Linked DNA regions of Mus musculus: regions 1 and 3 are each linked to region 2. Evidence: chromatin loops called from intact Hi-C (ENCODE). Cell type or tissue: heart. All regions are shown on one strand.

The links. Peaks named below come from ENCODE experiments on the same cell type or tissue, not always from the same donor. Only the 100,000 strongest peaks of a DNase experiment are listed, where the experiment ranks them.
Region 1: a loop joins it to region 2, with 11 times the contacts of the local background. A loop is called at or near these places in 9 of 42 quality-filtered maps.
Region 3: a loop joins it to region 2, with 2.6 times the contacts of the local background. A loop is called at or near these places in 5 of 42 quality-filtered maps.

The regions. Positions count from the first base shown.
Region 1 is chr7:46,791,751-46,799,750 of GRCm38, forward strand. Hps5 (HPS5, biogenesis of lysosomal organelles complex 2 subunit 2) reads right to left here and starts at 4,131. Exons shown (of 23, transcript NM_001005247.2): 1 at 3,678-4,131. Gtf2h1 (general transcription factor II H, polypeptide 1) reads left to right here and starts at 4,344. Exons shown (of 15, transcript NM_008186.4): 1 at 4,344-4,538. In heart, no CTCF peak of the experiment used is centred here; DNase peaks (open chromatin) are centred at 4,001 and 4,331; H3K4me3 peaks cover 2,629 bases; H3K27ac peaks cover 1,545 bases.
Region 2 is chr7:46,916,038-46,924,037 of GRCm38, forward strand. It overlaps Tsg101 (tumor susceptibility gene 101), which reads right to left and starts at 3,932. Exons shown (of 10, transcript NM_021884.4): 1 at 3,784-3,932. The coding sequence starts at 3,825. Uevld (UEV and lactate/malate dehyrogenase domains) reads right to left here. Exons shown (of 12, transcript NM_001040695.1): 12 at 7,179-8,000. In heart, a CTCF peak has its summit at 3,702; a DNase peak (open chromatin) is centred at 3,934; H3K4me3 peaks cover 2,815 bases; H3K27ac peaks cover 1,718 bases.
Region 3 is chr7:46,842,519-46,850,518 of GRCm38, forward strand. It overlaps Ldha (lactate dehydrogenase A), which reads left to right and starts at 3,286. Exons shown (of 8, transcript NM_010699.2): 1 at 3,286-3,399; 2 at 5,078-5,227; 3 at 6,455-6,572; 4 at 7,660-7,833. The coding sequence starts at 5,102. In heart, a CTCF peak has its summit at 4,675; DNase peaks (open chromatin) are centred at 3,293, 4,023 and 4,193; H3K4me3 peaks cover 3,206 bases; H3K27ac peaks cover 3,173 bases; H3K27me3 peaks cover 397 bases.

The DNA.
Region 1 (8,000 bases), 120 kb before region 2:
ATGATGCCGGAACAGCAAATGCAACTACTGAGACGTGAGCACAGAGAGCTGGACCTCAAAGATAAGGGCTTTGGGGCTGGCCAGATGGCCCAGACTTGCTTATTGTCAAGTCTGAGATGACCTAAATTTAATCCCTAGATCACACCTGGTGGGAGAATTAACTCACAGAAGTTCTCTGAATTACTTACACACTTATACACACACACACACACACACACACACACACACACACACACACCTACCTTCTGTGGCACTCACACTCATTATTCATATACACACCCTATATTTTAATTAATTAGTTAATTAATTAATTAAGAATAAAGCTTTAACAAAAGAAACCAGGGAGGAATGAGTAAGCTAACAATATAAAGCAGGAAGTAAGTAAGTGCCAGATGAACCATTTTATCTGTTCAACTGCTCTCAAGTACACTTTTTTGGGGAGAGAAGGAGGCCAAATGTCACCAATTTCCATGAAAAAAATAAAAAGAAGTTGGTGATCTTGCTGGTCTTTGACAGATTCATAGATGCTCAATTCATCTTTCATATGAGCAAAAACTATATGGTTGCCTTCCAATCAGTCTTGGCAGTGCACATAACAAACAAGAAAGCACTTGGTGAAAAAAAAAAAAAAAAAAAGAAAGCACTTGGTGACTGGTCCAGCATTCTCCACGGACATGATGCTAGGACCTGCAGGCTTTACAATGAGGTTCCCATCATCCTCATGAGATTTTACTCCACAGATAGACTTGTCACAGTGTCATGATGGTATATGATGTCACCACTCAAAGCACGTGAGTCCTGGTTTAATTCTATGAAAGCAGGAAACCTTATAATCAAATCGCTCCAGTGACCAGAATGCAAGTTTTCTGCTGTTTTTTGAAATTTACCTGGAAACAGCTTGAAAGAAATGGACCCAAAAGGGGCTTGCCCTCAGTGGCTATGGCAAAGAACTCAGTGCAGTTGACCGTAGCTGATGCCAAGCAACTTCAAAACCTTCTACTCATTCATTCTAACTTCCCAATCTTTTGCTACCTACCAAGTTAGTGAAGAAAAGGAGGAGGAGCAGCAGCAGCAAGGAGATGAGACAGTGGGTAAAGAGCCTGATGTATGAACATGAGATCCTGAGCGTGCACCTCTAGCATCCACAGAAAAGCCAGGCATGGAAGGACATCGAGGAAGACACAAAATGGTATCCTTCTTGGCCTCCACATGCACATGGACATAGGTGTCCCCATACACATACATATACCACATACACACAAAAATAAAAACAATTAAAAAGTCTAAAGCAGCCAGGCAGTGGTGGTGCATGCCTTTAATCCCAGCACTCAGGAGGCAAAGGCAGGTGGATTTCTGAGTTCGAGGCCAGCCTGGTCTACAGAGTGAGTTCCAGGACAGTCAGGGCTACACAGAGAAACCCTGTCTTGGAAAAAAGAAAGAAGAAAGGAAGAAAGGAAGAAAGGAAGGGAGAAAGGGAGAAAGGGAGAAAGAAAGAAAGAAAGAAAGAAAGAAAGAAAGAAAGAAAGAAAGAAAGAAAGAAAGATTGATTCTAAAGCAAACAGATACATGGAAAAATTCAAAAGCATCTGGTTTTTCTATGATTTATGTTTTTGACACTATTTTAGAAGCACATTCATTCAGGCAATACATACTGAGCATCACTCATATGCTGGGCATTGTTCTAGAGATAACAGAGGGGGAAACAAAGCCCTCATCTTCTCAGAGCACAGCTGCCCTTGGGAAAGCATTCAGAAACATGTGGAGGTTTGTTTTCCTTATTTTTGGTGTTAGAGAATAAAACCCAAGATCTTTACATACTGGGCATGTCTCCTATCACTGACTGTGCCCCTGTCCTTCAACGTGACTTTTTAAATTATATACATATAATACAGCTTTATTCTCTGCTAGTAACATATTCTTATTACAGCTTGACCTCTGCAAGAATTGTATTCTGAAACAAGTCTAAATAAATAAATAAGTAAAACCACCCCCCCAAAAAATTTAGCATGACAACATTCAAAATATTTAACAATTCCTTATCCAAGAAAACTAATTTTTAGTCACTTATTTTATTGAGTAGTTAGTAAAATAATAAGCGTAATCATGAGGATAAATAAAAGAATTCTGGAAATCAATTCTAGTCAAAAAGAAAGTCACCAACACCATACATGTGTACAAACACACATACAATTCTCCTAAAGGATAACAGCAAGTCAAAGAAAACTTCCTAAAGAAATACTCCCAGGCCAGCGTTTGTTAGGAGGGAGGGAAAGGCAGCTGGCAGAGCTGAGACAGCAAAAGTGCTGGATGCGGTTTAGAATTACCCACCTTGGACTTTAGTCCTCGGTTAAATATAAAATGCAAATTTGGGCTCAAGGTACAAAACACTTCCAACTCTAAACCAAGGAACCTAAACCCAAGACAGTAGGTCACAGAGTCACGGAAGGATTTAATGAGGAGTTTGTACAGTTTCTGTAAAGTGTATGGGCAGATGCTAGGATACAGAGATGTTAAAGTAAGGAGTGATAAGTCAGTGAAAGTCAAGCCTTCCTACTACCCAGGAAATCTGTGGGAAGAAGAAACCTCTCTCTTGACATTCTGAATAGAGGAGACTTAAAACTGACTTCTAGCTAGTACTCGTTAAAAGCAAATGTGATCTCATCTCTTCTTTTCTAAGCTTCCTCTCCCATCTTACCCTATTATTCAGCTATCCTGAACTCTTCCCTTCCTTCTTCTGTCCATAAATGTGAATTTCTGGAGCCTTAATTATGCGGTTCATTAAATATTCTCAACCAATAAGTTTTCTAAAAAACTGAGCTTAAACATTACCTCTGTGTGCTACTAGGAAGAAAAAACTTTAAAATGCTAGCTTCTTAGAAGATGGCAAATCAGTGAACATCTACCATCTTTTTAAAAGGTTGGCTTTCCCAAGGGTCACAATGCTAAAAATAATAATAATAATAATAATGATAAAGGCAAACGTGGAGGAGGAAGAGGAGGGCCCAAGAAATGGTTTATTGCTATGCTTGGTGATCCCAGGGGCCCAAGAACTCACAGAAAGATAGGAGAGAACCAATTACAAAAAGCTGAGGTGTCAACCGGGCAGTGGTGGAGCACACCTTTAATTCCAGCACTTGGGAGGCAGAGACAGGCAGATTTCTGAGTTCCAGGCCAGTCAAGTATATAGAGTGAGTCCCAGGACAGCCGGGGCTACACAGAGAAACCCTGTCTCGAGAAAACAAAACAAAACAAAACAAAAAAACAGAAACAAAACAAACAAACAAAAAAAACAGAAACAAAACAAACAAACAAAAAAACTGCGGTGCCATGCCACCTTCTCCCCCAATAATAAATGAAAGTAGAATTTATGTGAGATCGAAACATCTTTCTCACTTCCCAAGATTATTTTTATAATTCAAGAGTGGTAGACAGTGATTGCTGCTCACAAAGCCAAAGCAAACCATGGTGTATCTAATCCCACAAGGTGCGTGGAAGGAAAGGCTCGAAAGACGCAAAGTAACAACGATTGAAGAAATTATGCAAAGGGGAGTTAATAGACTTTATTTCCACAATAGGAACTTCCTTATCCAATAATGATCAGGAAACTCTACCTCAGAAAACTTAACGACTCGCTCATGCTTGCATGCATTCATTCATTCAACGTTCTAAGTGCCTACCGTGTTCTAGGCCCTGGAGGCGCTGCTGGAGATGAAGGATGCGCAGCAGACCAAGTCCCTGACCACAAGGAGCTCCCGTCAATCACAGCTAACTTTTATGACTTTAAACCGCAGCTGTCACTCTGGAGAAGTCCAGGAAGCAGGTTTTCCAAGCCAGGTTCACAGAACCTCAGGCTGACTAGCGGGCCGAGTTCCGCCCCCCCCAGAGACCAGCGATCGCTTTCACCGAGCAGGCTCCACAGACACTCAACACCCCTTGACAGCGGAACCTGAACCTCACACACCCTGTCACCCCGCCCCCTCCCTGGCAACGTCATCCAGGGGCGCCAGGGACCGGAGGAAAGCGCTGTTAACGGCACTTCCTCGTCACGTGACGATCACGCCCCTCCCCGCGCGTGCTCCCTCCCCCTCCAGCCGCGGGTCGCGATTCCGCTCCCTGCGGCCTGCAGTCTGGGAGCCGCCTCGGGCCGACGACGCACCACGGAGCCGGACCGGATGCTCTCTAGGGAGAAAGGCGAGCCAAGCCGAATCCCCGAAACTCTCCGCCGCTCGAGACCGGAGGAGGAGAAGCGAAACAGGCGGGAATCGGTGGGGGAGGGCGGGAGCTAGCGGAAGGTGTCATGGCGGCCGCGGTGGTGGTCACGTGCTCCGGAGGCCCGCCCCGGCGTTTCCGGTCACGTGCCCTCAGCGCCCTCGCAGCCAGCGATGGAGGCGAGACCCCCCGGCAACAGAGGCGGTGGCGACGGCTGCGGCCGCAGGGGTTCAGCCTCCTCCGTGCAGCGGCTGTGAGAAGCGCGGCGGAGGCAGATCCGACGGGACGCGCTTCCCGCGCCCCAGACCAGAGACCGTAGCTCCCACCTGGTAAGTTGAGACCGAAGAATGGGGTTGGGCGGGCGTGGAGGGTCTGACAGGCCCCGGGGGCGCGGGGCCAGGCGGATCGAGCCCTTCGCTGTAGTCGTCTCCACGACACTACAGGCTGGCTGTGTGGTTTGCCTTTCTTCTCCCGGAATGGGAAGGAGGTGCCCTGACCCTTAATCTACTGCCCGAAGGCATTAGGTTCTTCCGCTGGGAGGGACTGGAAGGATCAGACTCACCTGAGAACGAAGGAAGTGAGGCTTCTCCGAGACACCGAGGCCCTTCCCGTTAGGGAGCCTGCCCGGGAGAGGCTTTCTTTTCCTGTTAAAGAAGTCCTCTAACCTTGGTGTCCTCGTGCCTTCTTGCTTCCACCTGTCATCCTGCTCTTCAAACTGTTATTAAAACTTGAGCCACGCACCCAGTTCTAGCTATGACCAGTTTGACAGTCATGTAGTGTAAAGTGAACCATCAATACATGGAAGTATGTGATTATTTTTATAAATTCTCCAGTGTTCTTAGAAACTAAATTCATGTGAAGTTGACCTCACATGTCTATTTTACCATCTGCAAAACAAGGGTGGGGAAAAGATGTTAAAACGTATGCCCAGGGCTACAGTGAAATGGCTCAACTGGTAAAGGTGCTTGCTGCCAAACCTGAGTTCCATCTCTGGGACCCACGTGGTGGAGGGAGAACCGATCTCCGGAAGTTGTGTCCTCAACGTATACACAGTTTAATTTGGGATTTTTGTTTGCTTGTTTTTGTTCTTCGTTGTTGGCTTTTGTTTGGTTGGTTTGGCTTTCTGTCTTTTGATGTTGTCCATTTAAAGACACCAGTTTAAAATATGGTAAAACAGGTTTCTGAGTTAGGAATGCAGCTTAAAGCTAAGAGTTCTTGCTAGGCACCTGTAAGATCCTGGGTTTCATTTCCAGAACTGGCAAAAAAAAAAAACAGGACTGTAGGTAGAGCCCAATGTAAATTGCTTGGTAAGCATGCAGGCCTGGGTACAGAAAACTGGCTTGAAGCACACTAAGGGCTTGGCTCCAATCAATATTCTCAATATCTAGCCTTGTGACTTCCTTTCCTTCCTCTCCTGACCCTCCATTTCCCACACAGGTTTTCTCTGTATAACAGCCCTGACTGGCCTTGAACTCACAGGGATCGATTGCCTCTGATTCTTGAATGGTAAGATTAAAGGTGTACACTACCACACCTAACCCTAGACTTGTGATTTCCTTTTTTTTTTAAGTTGGTTGATTTTACTACTGTATATTGGTGTTCTGTCTACCTGTGGGTTTCTATGGTGGTGTCAGATCCCCTAGAACTGGAAGTATAGTTGTGAATGGCCATGTGGGTGCTAGAATTGAACCTTGGGTCCTTTGGGAGAGTAGCCGGTGCTCTTAATGGCTGAGTCATTGCTCCAGCCCCAGTGATTTTCAAACATTTTAAAGACATGAAACATTTCTTCCATGAATTTATGCCTGGAATTCCAACATAAAACTACATCGAAGCTGGGAGTTCATGGCACAGGCCCTTTTTTTTTTTTTTTTTTTTGGTTTTTAAGGACACCTAAAAACATTTTGAAAACCACTAAGCCAAAATTATCAACCCTAATATTGTTTTTTTTTTTTAGATTTCCTTATTTTATGTATATAAGTACACCATTGTTCTCTTTAGACACACCAGAAGAGGGCATCAGATCCCATACAGATGGGCATGAGCCACCATGTGGTTGCTGGGAACTGAACTCAGAATCTCTGGAAGAGCAGTTGGCACTCTCAACCACTCAGCCATCTTTCCAGCCCCCAACCCTAAAATTCTATTTATTCTCTTGTTTTTTGTTTTGTTGTTTTGGTTTTGTTCTATTGGGGTTTTTTGTTTGTTTTGTTTTGTTGTTTTGTTTTGGTTTTTGGTTTTTAAGAGAGGGTTTCTCTGTGCAGTGCAGCCTTGGCTATCCTAGACCTCAATCTGTAGACCAGGTTGACCTGGAACTCACAGGGATCCCCCTGCCTCTGCCTTCCAAGTATTCCATTCAGGGATCATTTATTTCCATAATTCATTACCCTTTAAGATCCTTTGTTGTTGTTCTTGTTGTTTTTCGAGACAGGGTTTCTCTGTATAGCCCTAGCTGTCCTGGAACTCACTTTGTAGACTAGGCTGTCCTCAAACTCCAGAGTGCTGGGATTAAAGGCATGTGCCACCATGCCCAGCTACCCTTTAAGATTCTTAAAAACCAAAACTAGAGTATTCACATGAAGAGATAAATACAAGGCAGAAATAACCTCTAGTGATAGCCCAGTGGCTTATGAAAACAGCTCAGGAAAGTATTTTGAACCTATTTGTAGGTTTTATTTTGTTTTGAGGGGTGGGGGTCCTCCAGTATAACAAAAACTGGCCTTGAACTCTTGGTAGCACCTGCCTCTGCCTCCCAAGTGCTGGGATTACAGGCTTGAGCCACCACACCCAGTTTAAATCATCTGCATTCAAAGGGAGAGAAGCAAAGACCCACACGTCCACACACTCGGGAATTCCAAAAAACACCAAACTGGAAGGCATAATATATTCAGAGGACCTAGTGCAGACCTGAGAAGGTCCTGTGTATGCTGCCTCAGGGAGAATTGCTTAAAAAATTAAATTCAAGTTGTGGTAAATGCTATAAGAGAGTATTAGAAAACAATAATGACTTCAGAGATTAGAATCTACTGCAAAAAAAATTTTTTTTGTGACTGAAAACCAGTTGAGGGGAGAGAGAAAAATGTATCAAGTCTTGAGAACAAAGACATTCACATGCAGCTTCGGGCAAGGTTATAACAAGGAATGCATTCATGCCTTTCTTAAGGGATCTTACTGTTTAAAAGTCTTGTGACAGATAATTTCATAAAATATTGCATCTTTTCATTGACCAGATGGAATTTAAAGTAGCCTACAGTAATATTTTAAATAAAAGAAACACTATAGCTCTTACAGAGTTCTACTGGGGAGAACCCAAGGAAACCCCTCCGAGGAATCTGAAAATCACAGAAACCATAGTAAAGTGGCCCTAATGTGTCTGTTAGCTCTCCCAAATTTATTCTCTTTACAGTTAACAAAGATGCTACAGATGACCAGAGAAACTGGCAAGCAAATTATTTGAGACAATTGACTGTTGTACCCACTGTTCAATAATTTTTTTTTTCTCTTTTAAATTTATAATGGAGGAAAGGGAGGACTAACCCAGGACCTGGAGAAGGCTGGGCCAGTCAGCATTCAGCTCTAAGCTGCATCTCAGTCCTGCCCTGAATACATTTTGTTGAAATGGTTTCTGTGTTATTAAGAAGGGCCGTGGTTAAGTACTAAAAGTCAGTTGTATTGATGTAGTGAACTCTATACTTTCCAGGTTGTCTTCACCCATTTGCCTCTTCACCTTCCCCACTCACAGATGCTTCTGTGAGTTTCCTAGCCCAGTTCATTGGAAGCTTGTGCTGTAGGAT
Region 2 (8,000 bases):
GGTGATAAAGAACGTCAGCAAGGAAGCCTCACCAAGCACATGCACACCAAGTTCATGTGGGACATGAGCTGGGAGGTTTGCAGCTTTGCACCCAGTCAACAGTGTGCCATGGAGCTGCTCAAGGTATCCAAGGACAAAAGCACTCAACTTCATCAGGAGGATGGACAGGTATATCCGAGAAGAGAGAAAGGAGGAGCTGAGCTATGTGCAGGCAGTCATGAGGAAGGAATGATGCCCCTCTCCTTCACCAATAAACATTTGTGTCACAAAACAAAACCCCAGGGAATTTTAGAAATAAACAATTCATATACATTAAATTGCACTATTCTTCCCCTGACCCCCCAAGACAGGGTTTCTCTGGGTAGCCCTGGCTGTCTTGGAACTCACGGAGAACAGGCCAGCCTTGAACTCACAAAGATCCACCTGCCTCTGCCTCCCAGTGCTGGGATTAAAGGTGCGCTAAACTGCATTTCTAAGTAGCATGACATCTTGATGAAATCCCAGTCCTACTGTCCCGCCCAGGAAGTGAGTCATCTCTTTGCCCAGCATATCCACACTAATATAGGCTACCCTGCCTGCTAGTGACTGACTGGCCTAAGAGTGACTGTCCTAGTGCTTGTGTTCAAGGAACTACTTTACTCAGTGGGCCTCAAGTTCAAGAGGAGTAATGCCAGAAATAGTATTAGGCTATCTTTTATAATTTTTCTATCTTGTTACATTATTATTAACCTCTTACTGAATGTAACTGGTAAGTTAAATCTTCTCACAGGGAGAATTTTATCTAGGAAAAAGCACAATACATAGTTGCTGTTCAGGTACCAAGCCTTCAGGTTGTCCTGAGCATCTCCTGCTCTATTCACAACAAGTCTTGCTCAGCATTACCTTCAAAATACATCCAGAATCTTGGGCTGAAGAGAAGGCTTAGTGGCTGAGGGCACTTGTTACTCTTGCAAATTCAGTTCCCAAGACTCACAGTGGCAGACTCTGAACTGCCTATAACTCCAGCTCCAGGAGCTCCAACGCTCCTCTGGCTTCTGTGGGCACCCACGTGTCTATGCACATACATACATACATACATACATACATACATACATACACTTAAAAAAAAAAGAATGTTTGTACACATCTACCTCCAGAGTCTGACTTCTACCTCCATAGCTGTAACTATGGTCTAAGTGAGCTGCAGCAGCGTTGTCTCTACTTCCACTCTTAAACCTTAGTCTTAGTAGAGCATCTAGGGTACCCCTGTTTCAACTCGGCTGGGTGCTATGGATCATGCCTTTAGTCTCACCAGAGGCAGAGTAAGGTGGCTCTCTCTTAGAAGTCAGCCTGGTCTAGGTAGGGGGACTCTCAAAGAAAAAAAAAAGGGGGGGTGCAGGGGAGAGCTAAAGAGATGGCTTGGTGGTCAAGGGCACATACTGCTCTTGCTTGTTAGATAGTTCACAAATAGCTATAACTCTAGATCCAGAAGGATCTAGTGCCCTGGCCTCTGTGTGTACCTGACTTATGTGCACACACCCATACAGAGGGATCTAGTGCCCTGGCCTGTGTGTGTATGGGACTCATGTGCACATATCCCTACATTTCTCTTTGTTTTTATGGAGGTGTGTTTTTGGTGACAGAATCTCACTGTGTAGCCTTGGCCAGCCTGGACCTCAATATGCAGACCTGGCCGGCCTGAAAACTCACAGAGATCCGTTATTAAAGATGTGTGCCACTATATCTGGCTCCATACACATAACTGAAAAAACAAAAACTTAATTGTTTCTTAGCACAATCCAATCAAATTCCAAAATCCTTACACTGGCCTACAAGGCCCTTCAAAATCTCTCACATCACTAAAGCTCAATGTCAAACAGCACTACTTCCTGTAGCTCAGTCAGTCTCGCTACCAGCCTTTTGCTGGTGAACTTCTGCTTCAAGCCTCTGCGCTTGTTTTTCCTTCTTCCTAGAACTGTCCTTACCCCAGACTGTTCCAGAGCTCATTTCCTTCTATGCTCAGGTTTCTGGTCAAATAGACTTCTCACAAAGCCCTCCCCTTACCATGCAAAAGAAAGCCACAGCCTCAGCACTGTCACTGCCACCACCATCTCTTCTCGCTTTACTTTCCAAAGCTGTTGTCAACTTCCCAATGCTATTGCCATGACTTTGATAGTGGCTTCCACGTAATCAAGCTCAGAAGTACAGGTTTTAGTCTGGTTGATCCCACTGTCAGATCCCTACAATTTATGGAACAATAGCAGCTTGTGTTTTGGAGACAGGGTCTCACTATGAAGACCAAGCTGGCCTCAAACTCAAGAGATATACCTCCCTTTGCCTCCCAACCCATAAACATGTATGGCACCAGTTCAAACTCAATAACAACTTTTATTATGACCACTTTCTCCTCCCCAGTTAGTAGTGACTCATCTTCTATTGTAAAACATTGTATGTAAAAAACAGGTTACTGGTATGAACAAAGTAGAGAGTTATTTGCATAAAGAACGATAGACTAACTGTAGAAATATACTTAATTGGTAAAAATCACAACCAAAAATGGTGCTAAAAAAGTCTGCTTAGGATGGGAGATAAGATGATGTTCAAAGGAGAAAAATGATCTGAAGCGAGGTTAAAACACCAAAACTGTCTGTCTCTCTCTCTGGGTGAGCCAGAATGTCTTGATAAGGACAGAGATCCCCAATCAGATGAAGTTAATGGGCTACATCTTCTAAAAGCTTAATTGAGGCTTTGAAAAACAAATGATTTGAAGGTAAAACAGTACTATATCGACCTTTACCGGGACCTCGTACATTCCCCCAGACCCCTGTGTCATTACAGATAACTACAGGGAAAAAAAAAAAAAAAAAAAGGAAGCCTAAAAGATTAAATGGTTAGACAACCAAGAGACAAGAGGTTTGGTCTTCAAGGACTCAGGGAAATGACTTTACTAAAAAAGATCTAGTTTTACAAAGAATAAAAAAAGAAGAAAAAAAGAAAAGAAAAATTTTATGTTTTGAAATGCGGTCTCACTGTGTATCCCTGGCTGGTCTGGAACTCACAATCTGTCCTGATCTGTCGTCAACTGCCTACAGAGCGCTGGAATTAAAGGCCTGTGCCACCACGCCCAGCGTATTCGTGTTTCCTTGTAAACTAGAAACTTCTTAACCCCACGATCTCTATTATTGCTCTGATAAGAGCATCAAAGTCAACTTCAATGACTAAAGGAGTTAGGGCTCAACTACGTTACATAAATTTCATTCCAATTAAATTTGGTAAATTACAAAAAGCAAGGCATTCTGGAGTCCGATGCGCAGTATTAAGTACTAAGTAGCTAATGTGCAAAATATCCAAAAGGCCTTTTAAAAAGTGAGAGGAAAAAAAAAAAACCCACAACCAGTCAAGCAGTAAGAATTTTTAAGTTCAACTCAAAGTAAACAAGCAAACAACTGCGTTAATCACAGTTAATGCAAACAATGGAATGCAACTGCAGAGTTCTCTGGAGCGGGGAAGGGCTGCCAAGCTCGATTTTCTGGCTGCTCTACTTCAGCGAACCAATTGCACCAAGAGTTCCCGAGCTCCGGTGGGATGTGCCGGGTTGGGCCGGGGAGAGGCGCGCGGGGACTGGTTCTGAGCAGGGCCGGGCTCCGGCCGGCGGGGACCGTCAGCAGCGCCGGGCAGACAGCAGCGGCCGCGCCAGGCACGACCCCGCTTTTGTTTATGGAGGCGAAGGCGGGAAGGGCCGCTCCGCAGAGGGAAGGCGGCCTAGCCCAGCCCGCGGGGCCGCCCCGTAGGGCGCGGGCTCACCTTGGACATCATCTTCTTCAGCTGACTCTCGGACACCGCCATGGCGCGCTCCTCCGTCCCCACAGGCAGAGGGTAGGCGCCACGGGGCCGCCCCAGGCCGCCAGACAATCGCCGCCGCCGCCGCCCCGCCCCTGCGAAGCAGGAAGCCGGCACGTTGTGCTTCCGCTTCCCGCGCGTCACTTCCGGGGCCGCTGGTCTGCGGTGCGAAGTCGGGCGAGAGATCAGGTCCGGTCCACGGGTGCCCGTGGTGCGGTTGTTTGCAAGCCTTTCGCGGTCCCGAAGTCCCGGCCCTCTCGCGAGCCTTGCCACCCGCTGCGGCTCGGAAGGTCCTGGGCTCGCGTCGCTCACAGAACTAGCTCGTGGACACTCTAGACACTTTTAGGTGACTGCGCCCGAGGCACCTCTGATTATCACATCCGTTTTTGTTACTGCAGTTTAAACGCTCGAAAGCCCTTCATGTCAAGTTCGCAAGGGCAAAGGAGATTTTTTTTCCCCCGTTAGGAAGCTATGCGGTAATTTTCTCCTCTGGATACTTTCCCCTAACAATTCCAGTGTGCCCACATAAAGATTAGACAGGCCGCAGTCTGCCTTGCTTGAGGGCAGGCTTCTTTTCAGATTATAAAGAATTTACCCCTTCAAACTTCTGAGTTTGAAGCCTCTCCAGTGTTAATCCCAAAAAGGCAAGGAGCAAGATCATGGACCCAAATCATCATAGCCAAATTAATTAAAGCAAGCAATTAATTAAAACCTTTTAATTTGTGTACAGGAAGTCAGCTTTGGACATAGGCTAGAAAATTGGTCTTATAGCTCAGGGGTAGGGAGTTTCCAAATGGGTGATTTGGCAGGTACATAGGCGGGTTACAGGAACAGAACAAAATGGCCATAACACATCTTGTGAAACAAAGACGTGGTTGCAAGGGGGTCTTAACAAGGTACTCATGACAAAGTGACCATGACAGGTGGTTATAAGGACAGGTGGTCATAATAACCTTTTGAAACAAAGGCATTGGGTGCCGTATAGAAACATTTGAAGATAAGGTTACAGGTGGGGCATAGCCCAAACCCTTGAGAAACAGATTTAATCATAAACAGGAACGATGCTGATGGCTTTCAAGCCTAAAAATGGAGACAGGCTGGCCTCATCACCAGCCCAATTTTCAGATCTTAATTGCCTTGTAGAATACAAGAGGTGATACTCAATCTCAATTGAGTTTCTATTTCCAATAAATGCTTGTTAGAGGGGCTGAAGGGATAGCTCAGCAGTAAAGAGTACTTGTTGCCCTTGCAGAGGGTTAGGGTTAGGTTCTCAGTTACAGGGACTCCTGATAGCCTCCATGGGCACCAGGAATGCAGATGGTACACACACATCCAGTGCAGGCAAAACACTCATGCTGGTAAAATAATCTTTAAAATAAAAAGCGACATATTAACCATCAATTCTTATTACTTTTTATTTTTTAAAAAAGATTTATTTATTATTATGTCTAAGTACACTGTAGCTGTCTTCAGACACTCCAGAAGAGGGCGTCAGATCTCATTACAGATGGTTGTGAGCCACCATGTGGTTGCTGGGATTTGAACTCAGGACCTTCGGAAGAGCAGTCGGAGCTTTTCCCCGCTGAGCCATCTCACCAGCCCTCTTAATACATTTTATAAATACAATCATCTAAAGTATAAAGCCTAGTATAGACAGCAGTGAAAGAGAATACATCTGGGTGATCTTAGTATATAATCAATTCCTTTCTAAATCCAAGGTCACGGACGGCCTAAGGGAAAGTGCGTGGCAGGTGTCAGCATACTCTATCTTAAAAGGGAACATCAGCCTTGAGTAACTTTAGCTCCAGTCAAACTCCAGTCTAGCCTACTACCCACTGTTTCAGTTTAAAATCACGTCTTGGCCCTGGGGAGAGGGCTTAAGGGGTTAAAAGCACTTGTTCTACAAGTCTGAAGGCCAGACTTCAGGTTTCACAGGGTATTCCCACCCATGACTGTAGCAACATCTATACTACCAGCTTCAAGAGGGGTGAAGAAGGATGGCTGGGGCTTGCTGACTTCCGGCCTCACAAAGAGGTAAGCCCCAGGCTCAGGAGGAGACTGTTGTGGGGTCCTCTTAAATTCAACTTAACTCAAATGCTAGGTCAGTGCAGATGACAAAAATTTACTTTTTTGTCAGGGCAGCAGAGCATACTTGGGAGTGGACACTGAAGAGATGTTGAACAGCTTATTTAAAGGATGAAACCATAAAGCAAGGGGGAGTGGGGTGGGCTATAGCATTGTCCAATCATATTTTGACACAATGGGTTGAGCAAGGGAGTTTCCGTCAATTAGGATCAAAGTTGGTCCCTGGGCCTGGGAACATGAACTTAGTTTGACCCTGTCCGAAAGATGGAGAAGTTGTCCTTGAGATGTCTGGACTTAGACAACTGTTTCCTTACAACAAAAGCTGTTCAGCTGTTGAGAAATCTTTAGCTTCCCTGGGGCCTGGGACCTGGAATTTAGTTTCTATGGTTAAATGGAGTGTGAAAATGCGATGGTAGTCCGTACAGTAAATTTCTCTGGCTTGTTGCCAACAGGATGAGTGATGGAGGGCACTGAATGCCTTATGTCTCCCTCTTTTTTTTTCTGGTTTTTTGAGACAGGGTTTCTCTGTATAGTCTTGGCTGTCCTGGAACTCATTTTGTAGACCAGGCTGGCCTCGAACTCAGAAATCCACCTGCCTCTGCCTCCCAAGTGCTGGGATTAAAGGCGTGCACCACCACTGCCCGGCTCCCACGATGTCTTTAAACATAACTGAGAAGCACTCATTTTAAACTTTTCTTAAAGCTACAGCTTACTGAGAAGTCCCTTTAACTAGAGCATCTCTACACATGTAGTTAAAGTTCCTTTAACCAGCGTTTCTATGAATTGGAGGACTACTATGGAATATACTGCTTTAGAAGCTTTCTAACCAGGTATGACCATCTTAATTTAGAAATCAAGTCCTTGGAAGGCCAAAGGAGAAGAATCAAGAGATCACGGCCTGCAATGGCTATATAGCATTATCTTGTTTGAAAAGTCACATTTAAAATTAAAAACAACTAAACCGGTTGGTGACAGCACACACCTTTAATCCCAGCGCTCAGGAGGCAGAGGCAGGCAGATCAGGCAGAGCTTTTGAGTTTGAGGCCAGCCTGGTCTACAGAGTGAGTTCCAGGACAGCCAGGGCTACACAGAGAAACCCTGTGTCAAAAAAACAAACCAAAACAATTTTTTTTAAAGAAATAACTGATAAAGGCCACTTTCTTCATCTTATATTTAAGTCACTTAAATGAATAAGATATGGTTGTTCGGAGAATGCTATGAAATCCTTCTTTAATTTGAATGTATCTTCTTTCACTTAATCAGACAGCAGATAGTCCTTTTAAAATAAAAGTTTATTTCATTCATTATTTTTGATATTTAAGGAAACAATGTAAATTGGAAAATAAAAAATATATTTTATAGTATCAAAAAGCATTTTAATCCAAGACCCAATAAAAATCTTAGATGCCCCAGTACAGGGGAACGGCAGGGCCAAAAAGGGGGAATGGGTGGGTAGGGGATTGGGGGGGTGGATATGGGGGACCTTTGGGATAGCATTGAAAATGTAAACGAGGAAAATACCTAATAAAAAAAATTAAAAAAAAAATCTTGAGATTCCGCGTGCTTTGGGAAAAATGAAAGTTTCCTTTCACATAGCAAGGAGGAAAAGCAATGTTTTATTGACAGTACTTTTTTAAATGAAGAAATAAATCTTTTACAAAGTTTTCAGTTTTCACAAAGCCTGCATTTCAGAATATAACAAGACAAAAAAGTCAGGATTTATAACTTGATATAGAGTTGAACCTTCTCATATGGTAGGTCATCACCTTAGTGAATGAACAGGAGTTCTGATCCTGTCCTTGTGCTTCACATGAGAAATATGCAAACACTGTACATTTCCAATTGGTTTGGAGACTAATACAGTATTTAGGTTAATCAAGTCAACATCATCCAAACCAATAAATGATTAGAAAAAAAATGAAAGTCACCACATAGAGTAACTGTTAATAATTAAATCAAAGTTAGGTGGCTGTGATGGCACCACCTGACTGAGGAGGAACGTACAATTGCTACTTAACTCAAAGAAGTGTGAGGCTTCTGTACTGCAACCCGGGGATGAGGTCAAACTAACAAAATCCTTGGCTAATGATGAGTAT
Region 3 (8,000 bases), 74 kb before region 2:
GCTGAACATTCTTAACTTCTTTGTGGCAGCGTGACACTATTTTATGTTTGGCTTTGTTAGAGCTTGTTTTACAGACTAAGTCTCCTACAACCCAGGCTAGCCTTGAACTCACTGTGTATCCAAGGCTAGCCTTGAACTTCTGATCTTCCTGCTTCTACCTCTCAAGAGCTGGGATCACAAGTGTGTGAGTCACCAAGACTGGCTTCTAGCTTGCATTTTATCTATAGAGGAGGATGCTCTCAGTTCCCTCCATGTTGGTCTTTGAAGGCTTGTAATTCTCTCTCTCTCTCTCTCTGGTACAGGTTGGTCTGAAACTCATGAGCTTCTATACCTCATGAGTAGCTGGATCTATGAGCCTGCACCACCGCTGACTGTCTTGTTCATTTCTGAGTTCCTGGCACTTTATCTCTGACTATGACTATGCAGGCTCAGGATGTCAGGTCTGGTGGCAAGGGAGAAGCAGGTATTCAGGTAGAAGGAACGGCCTGAGTGGAAGACTGGAAATGGGACAGTGCATTTGAGGAGTGTGGGGGAGTAGCCTAGACTCTGGTATACAGGAGGCACAAAGAAATGGCATGGATTTATTCTGAGGACTTGACTTACCTGCCTGTGGAGGGGGAGAATTCCCGCCATCTGCCACCTTTCATCTGAAGACTCAGGAAACCAGGTGGCAGAGGGTCCTGCTCAGACATGAAAATCAGAAGCAAGATGGTGTCCGGCCAGGGTGAGGGGAGAAAAGGATGACATCACAGCCGAAGCAGCCAGACATCAGAGACACCCACTGACCGCTATGTGGCTCCTGCACCTGAAACTGCCTTGAAACCCCTGGGTAGTTTTTTGCCCTATGTTTTGTGAGCATAGGATCTTGAAGAGAGATAGATAGGCTTTGAGCCAGTCAGTGCCAGGTTAAAGTCCTGGCTGAAATCATTGAGAAATTGCACGGTTTTGGCAAAGCCAGTACTCTTTCTGAATCCTGTGTTTTTTTTCATCTGGAAAATGGGAAGGATCTTGCCTACCCCAGAGTCAGGATGAAGACGAACCCAGAAGTCACCTACTGTTAGTCTCTGCGAGTAGCATTTGTCTTACTTATCTTGGATTCAGAACATGGCCGATGTGCCTGGAGGAGGGAGGCTGTGCTTGGAGTGGCGATCACCAAGCGTCTTGGTGTAGTGGAATGGAACCTGCCTGAGGTATCTTCACAGGCCTTTCCTGGGAGTCTTACCTGTCTCTCAACCCCACCCCCTCTTGGCTCTCTGCCTTGCTTTTCTCCCAGCTGGGACATATTTAACAAGCTGGCAGGCCCCATCCTTCACTGAATAAGAACATTGTCCCACAGCCCTGGGGACCTGAGGTGTTGTAAGCTGCCCTTGGGCACCCTGTGCCTCACCCTCAATGCCTCCAGCTGTGTTTGTGGTCCCTGGGCATCCAGCAGCATCTGGAAAACCATTGTAGTGAGCTAAACCGATGTCCCATTTTTCCTGGAGCTGGGGTGAATTTTCCCTTTGCAACCAAGAAAGTGCAAAGTATGGGTCTTTCTGGAAGCTGGCCTTGTGATGCTGCTGCACAAATGCTGCTGAGAGGAAGGAGGCCTATCTGTGTTCTGCATGGGGTCCAGAGTCCTACTCCTTACCTGTGAGGGGGTCCCTGAAGGGTGCACAGGCCACAGTATAGGGTGATGAAAAGAGGGAGTTTCCATTCTGTGGGTATATGGGTCTAAGGGAAGGGAAGAAACAGTATCCCTTCCCAGAATCCTTCTGGGGTCAAAGGAGCTTGTGTGCACATGAGGTTTCCACACGTGTGTTTTCCGCACAAAGCAATTTCCTAGCAGATGAACCTGGCCTGGGCATCTGATAACCCAGTTTACATTCTGCTTAGAGCACTGTATTCCACAGGTTAATAGTTCAGTCCCATGGGACTGCCCCCAATCTAAGACCATAAGCACAAGTAGTTACTACATCTCCACCTGTGCTTCCCCCTCACCACTCTACACTGAGGTATCCACAAGGCTCTCCTCTTCCTCTTGCTTGCTACTTGCTCTGGTGTCTCTTAGAACTCACCTTCACTTTTTTCTTTTAAAAAGTTAAATTTCATTTCTCTTGTTCTGACTTTTTTAAAAAAATAATTTTAACTATATATAGGGGGAGAGAGACTCTATGAAGGTCAAGAGGGTATTGGAACCTCTGGATCTGGAGTTACAAGCTTTTGTGATATTAATGGCAGAGCCATCTCTCCAGGTCCAACTGTTTGACTTTTTAATTTTTTTAAATTTGCGCTCTGCTGAGGGACTCAGGCCTTGGTGTATGCAAGACAAGTGTCCCTGTCCTGGCCACACTCCTAGCCTGTTGTTTGTTATAAAAGAGATCACAAGGGATACAGACAAGCGAAAATAAGGGGGGGCTGTGAGCTTCATTCCCTCTCACATGATCCCTGCATATCCAGCACCCTGCAACCAGCTTGTTCAAATCTTGCTCAAGACTGTAATAGACCTTAATCTGCAGTGAACACATCCCTTCCGGGGAGATGGGTGAGCAGGGTTGAAAGTCACAGTTCTTCCCATCACTAAGGAAATCAAAGCAGTTGCAAACTCCATTTCACATCCTATCAGTGGTGGAGTACCTTAAGATTCACATACGGTTGATCGGGAGCTGGGAGAGGAACAGGAACTGGCCTCACAGCTTAATGAGACCTCTAGAAAGACGTTTAAAGGCAGAGGGGGTGTGTGAAAACAAGCAAGGGCCCTGATACTCCTTGGTAAGGCTAAACACAAATGCCTGCGGGATGGCATGGGAGAGGGCAGATATGGATGTAAGCTGGCAAGCCATCAGAAGCTGAGCCGCACCCCCCTCCCCCCATGGTTTGGGAGATGGAAGTGGGGCAGGAGAAAGGCCCATCTGATAGGCTGCTATGGCGGATAGACCGGCACGGTGCTGGCATGTGCTTTCACACAATATTTACTGAAGGCCTGTTGCTTGCCAGGAGTTGTTCCCGGCGCCGGGAACAGCAATGAAGAAAGTGACCAGGGTTTTTTCTGAGTCTCACAAGTTTTCCGGTGAAGGAGGCGGAGGATCGATGCATTTCGGGCTCCTGCTTCTGAGGCTGAGGAGCATGTCGGGTTGGCCTTTCTTTGGGGTGTCGCAGCACACGTGGAGCCACTCTTGCAGGGACATCGTGCTGCGCGCGCCGCCCCGGTCTCGGTGGCGCCTAGCCCGGCTGGACGCCCGCCCCCGGCCCAGCCTACACGTGGGTTCCCGCACGTCCGCTGGGCTCCCACTCTGACGTCAGCGCGGAGCTTCCATTTAAGGCCCCGCCCGCGTGCTGCTCTGCGTGCTGGAGCCACTGTCGCCGAGCTCGGGCCACGCTGCTTCTCCTCGCCAGTCGCCCCCCCATCGTGCACTAGCGGTACGGTTGGGCCCCACGCTGCCGGCACAGGGGGTCCCTATCCGGGGTGGAGGTGCAGGGTGTTCAGATTTGGGCACGCGTGGGCTACTGTGCTTTGGGGAACTGAGCAGGCGGCCCCACCCAGCCTGGGGCGGCGAGACCCGTGTAAAGAGGACTAAGGGGTGGCTGGCCTGAAGGTTGGGAGCCACCGAACGGGGGCGAGGGAGCGGTGCGAAACTTGAGCTCCCGTAACTCGAGCCCATGGGGGCCGAAAAAGCCTTGGCACGTCCGGGGCGGGTGCTTCGGAGCAGCCGTGCGGTTTGCATTTTCCTTTGCGTGGGCTCGGTGGAGTGGTTGTTTCCTGCAGATTATAGGGCGCTCTTGCCCTAAACGCATTTTGTTAAGAGGCTCGCTCCTGGTGTGACTGGGGATCGTGCTAAGCGCGCTGCGTGCGGAGAGGAAGCGGGAAGAGTCGCAGTCCTTCCTCTGCACCCTAGACGGAAGGAGGAAACCTGTAGCTGAGAGGCCTGCGACACCCATCGGGTCGTAGGTGGGAAGTAGAGGCACCCTGTCCTAATAGAGCACAGACTTGAGGTTTGCGTGAAGTAGATTCTCTGAGGGAAGAGCCCCACGCCCTGCCCCCAGTCAGCAGAGACCTCACAAGGCTGTCTAGAAATAGCAGCGGTTGTAAGGAGACCGGATTCCTGCTTGATGGCCCTAGGCTGCTTGCCCAGAGATCTTGTCCAGTCCTTTTGCACTTTGGAACGATTTCAAAAATAGACATGGTGCTTGCTGGGAAAGGTGGCCATCGCGGGGGTGGGAGTGGGCTCCAGGCCTCAGGCCCTCCGCAATTGTATCCCCATTTTGGAACTGAAGAAATTTCCCTTAGCGGCCACATCCTGGGTAATGAGGCCCCGCCCTGGTGGGTGAAGGCCCTAATCCTGTTAGTGGCATTTGAGATCTCACTCTGGCACCAGGCTAAGGTGGCTGCCAGCTCCACTTCACCGCGCTTGTGCTTTGGGCTCTAGTAAGGGCCAAACTTTGACGCCGAACTGCCTGCCAGAGGTCTCATCCATGGCCAGCAGTCGCTAGACCTATATATATGACACCTGATTCTGAAATTGCGCACGCGCACTGCCTTCCCCCGCCTGCCAGTCTTCTGGATCTGGGCTGGTCATACAACTTGGGTTCTTGCGGGGGTGGGGGGGTTAGGAAGGAAGCTTGCGCGTGCGCAGGCTTAAGCACGTTGCTATGCCTTGGGGTCGCACCTTGTGGCCGTTATTGGCGCCCTCTGCTCTTGATTTTTGGTACTTCCTGGAGCAACTTGGCGCTCTACTTGCTGTAGGGCTCTGGGTGATGGGAGAAGAGCGGGAGGGCAGCTTTCTAACCATATAAGAGGAGATACCATCCCCTTTTGGGGTTCATCAAGATGAGTAAGTCCTCAGGCGGCTACACGTACACGGAGACCTCGGTATTATTTTTCCATTTCAAGGTGAGAGCCTTCCTGGTGAGAGCCAGACCACACCCTGGCGCTGGCTATTCTTGGTTTTCCACTTCTGTTCTTTGTCACATTGTCACTTAATGGAAAAGGAGTCCAAAGGTAGCAAAGTCAGCGTTTTTTTTTTTTTTTTTTTAAATACAGGGACTTGGTGAGTATACCTTGGGCAGGTTACAATGACACACGGTGTATACCCCTTAGGTCTCAAAAGATTCAAAGTCCAAGATGGCAACCCTCAAGGACCAGCTGATTGTGAATCTTCTTAAGGAAGAGCAGGCTCCCCAGAACAAGATTACAGTTGTTGGGGTTGGTGCTGTTGGCATGGCTTGTGCCATCAGTATCTTAATGAAGGTAAGTGGAGATCCTTCATGGCCCAAGCCTATGGGTGGGGTGTGGGGGAGAGGACATCCCTACATTGTCACATTGTATGTAAAACTATCAAGGTTTGCACACACTCAGTCATCTGTGAAACATTTTGCAACATAATGATACACAAGAAAGGGATTATCCAAAGTAACTGACAGCCGGGCGCCTTTAATCCTCGCACTTGCGAGGCAGAGGCAGGTGGATTTCTGAGTTCGAGGCCAGCCTGGTCTACAAAGTGAGTTCCAGGACAGCCAGGGCTGTCTCCAAAAATAAAATAAAATAAAATAAAATAAACCACCAAAGTAACAGCGTCAAAGTATATACCTTTTCTTCTACTTTCTCAGTTACATGAACCTAGGGCCTCCAACATGCTAGGTAACCATTGACCTATATACCCAAATCTAAAGTGATTTTTGAATTGGAATTTATATGTGCATATTGATTAAAAATTAAAATCCTACTGAATAGGTTGTCTTGAACTTCTATTCAAATCCCACTGTTTCCTGGGGTATATAATTTTCCTTTGGAAAAATAACTGAGCACACCCATGTGAGAGGGTAAATTTTTGGTTCTCGCTTGCCTTATGGGTTCTGGAGATGAAATTCAGCTCAGCAGACGAATGCAGGAGCTGATTTCACACACACACCCCCAAGCCATCTCGGATCTAATTTTCTTATCAATCATAGGGCTAAAATTTAATTAGTTACAACTTTATCACTGAATTAGAAAACACTTTGAGGCAGGGTAAGTCAATGTTCTTGATTCATATGTAGTCCAAACTAGCCTTAAACTTGGAACAATCTTCCTGGGTGTTGGTTTATACGTCTGCAACATCACACCTAGCTTTGCAGAATACTATTATTCTGCAGGTATTAACTAAGACAGGGCTCCTGTCTATAAGTAGTTGTTTGTTTGTTTGTTTGTTTTTCTCCTTCTTGGAGACTTGACTGCCATTAAGGGCATGCATCGATATTCCTGACTTGGAGTGTTGCTTCTTTAATTGAGTCCTTCCTTCCCCCCACCGCACGGTCTCATGCTAAGCAATGGTCTACTCTGAGCTTCCTGCCTAGGCCTATTTGAAGCCTTGGTACTGGCCAACATTGCCCGGCTCCAATGGAGGGCTTGCAGGAGAGACACGACACGGGGCCTTTTGGGGAGCAATGAGAAGAATCAGAATTATTTTCCCATTTAACTAAACCGTTTGTCTTTTAGGACTTGGCGGATGAGCTTGCCCTTGTTGACGTCATGGAAGACAAACTCAAGGGCGAGATGATGGATCTCCAGCATGGCAGCCTCTTCCTTAAAACACCAAAAATTGTCTCCAGCAAAGGTTGGTTGTGGCCAGGTTCTCTTGCTGTCAGACTTAAGTTCCTCCTCGGGCCTGAACCTCCATCTCTATAGCTCTTTCAAAGACAGGAGGACCTTGGCTTACTTATGCACTGGTTCTCAGTACGTTATCAAAGCTTTGATCGCTAGCAGAGGATTTTAAGTGGAAACCTAATTTGCACATATATGGAAATTCTCTGAATTAGGACATGAGTAAGCTCCAAATTTACATTATTTGTTTCAAGTGTGTTTCAAGGCTAGGATGGATCCTGGGGCCGTGTACCCGCCAGGCCCAAGCTCTCACTGCAGAGTGACAGCCCCAACCTTGCTGCCCTGTGTCACATATAAAACAGCTGAGGACTTGCCCCCAGGGCCTGCCCAGTAGATGTTCTTGGCTTGACCTTTTACACTTCATTGGCGTGAGCCAGGAACCCACGGTTGAAAGTCTGACCTCCTGCCTGCTAGGCAGCTCTCTGGATCAGCTGTCCTGTGGCTGGGCTCTTGGCAACAATTAAGTGTGTAATGAAAGCAAATGGACAGAATGCAGGGTGTGGTGGTGCATGGACGAAGTACCTGTCTCAAGGGGGTGAGGGAAGAGAAGACACTAATTTAGGGTAGAAAATAATCGCCATATAAGGAGTTGATATGAAAATCAAATGCACCAGCTTCCTTCCTGTTAACAATGATCATGTATGAGAAAGGCATCCCTCTCTGAGAGAGACTGCAGCTAAAACTATGCACCAGGGGCTGGCGAGATGGCTCAGTGGTTAAGAGTGCCGACTGCTCTTCTGAAGGTCCCGAGTTCAAATCCCAGCAACCACATGGTGGCTCACAACCATCCATAACGAAATCTGATGCCCTCTTCTGGAGGGTCTGAAGACAGCTACAGTGTACTTACATATAATAAATTAAAAAAAAAACAAAACAAAACTATGCACCAAAGCGAGGGTCTGAACGGAAACAGGACTCCGTCAGCTGTGTACAGGAGGCCGGGATGGGATGGAACTGTCTACACTGGAGGTTTATGCAGTAATCTTTGCTTGGGTAGAAAAGTTCCCTGAGGGGACCTTCATTTCTGCTCTTTTCTCTAGACTACTGTGTAACTGCGAACTCCAAGCTGGTCATTATCACCGCGGGGGCCCGTCAGCAAGAGGGGGAGAGCCGGCTCAACCTGGTCCAGCGAAACGTGAACATCTTCAAGTTCATCATTCCCAACATTGTCAAGTACAGTCCACACTGCAAGCTGCTGATCGTCTCCAATCCAGGTGAGCAGCCAGCCTGCGCTCGCCCTGCTGTGGCACGGTGCGTTAGCTACACTGTGCGTATACAGACTCAGTTTTGTATGGACTGTGTTTCTAAAACAGCTCATTTTAAAGCGTAAATGCCTCTGAATGTAGTTGCAAAGTTTAGGAATTTTACTCATGATCTTGAA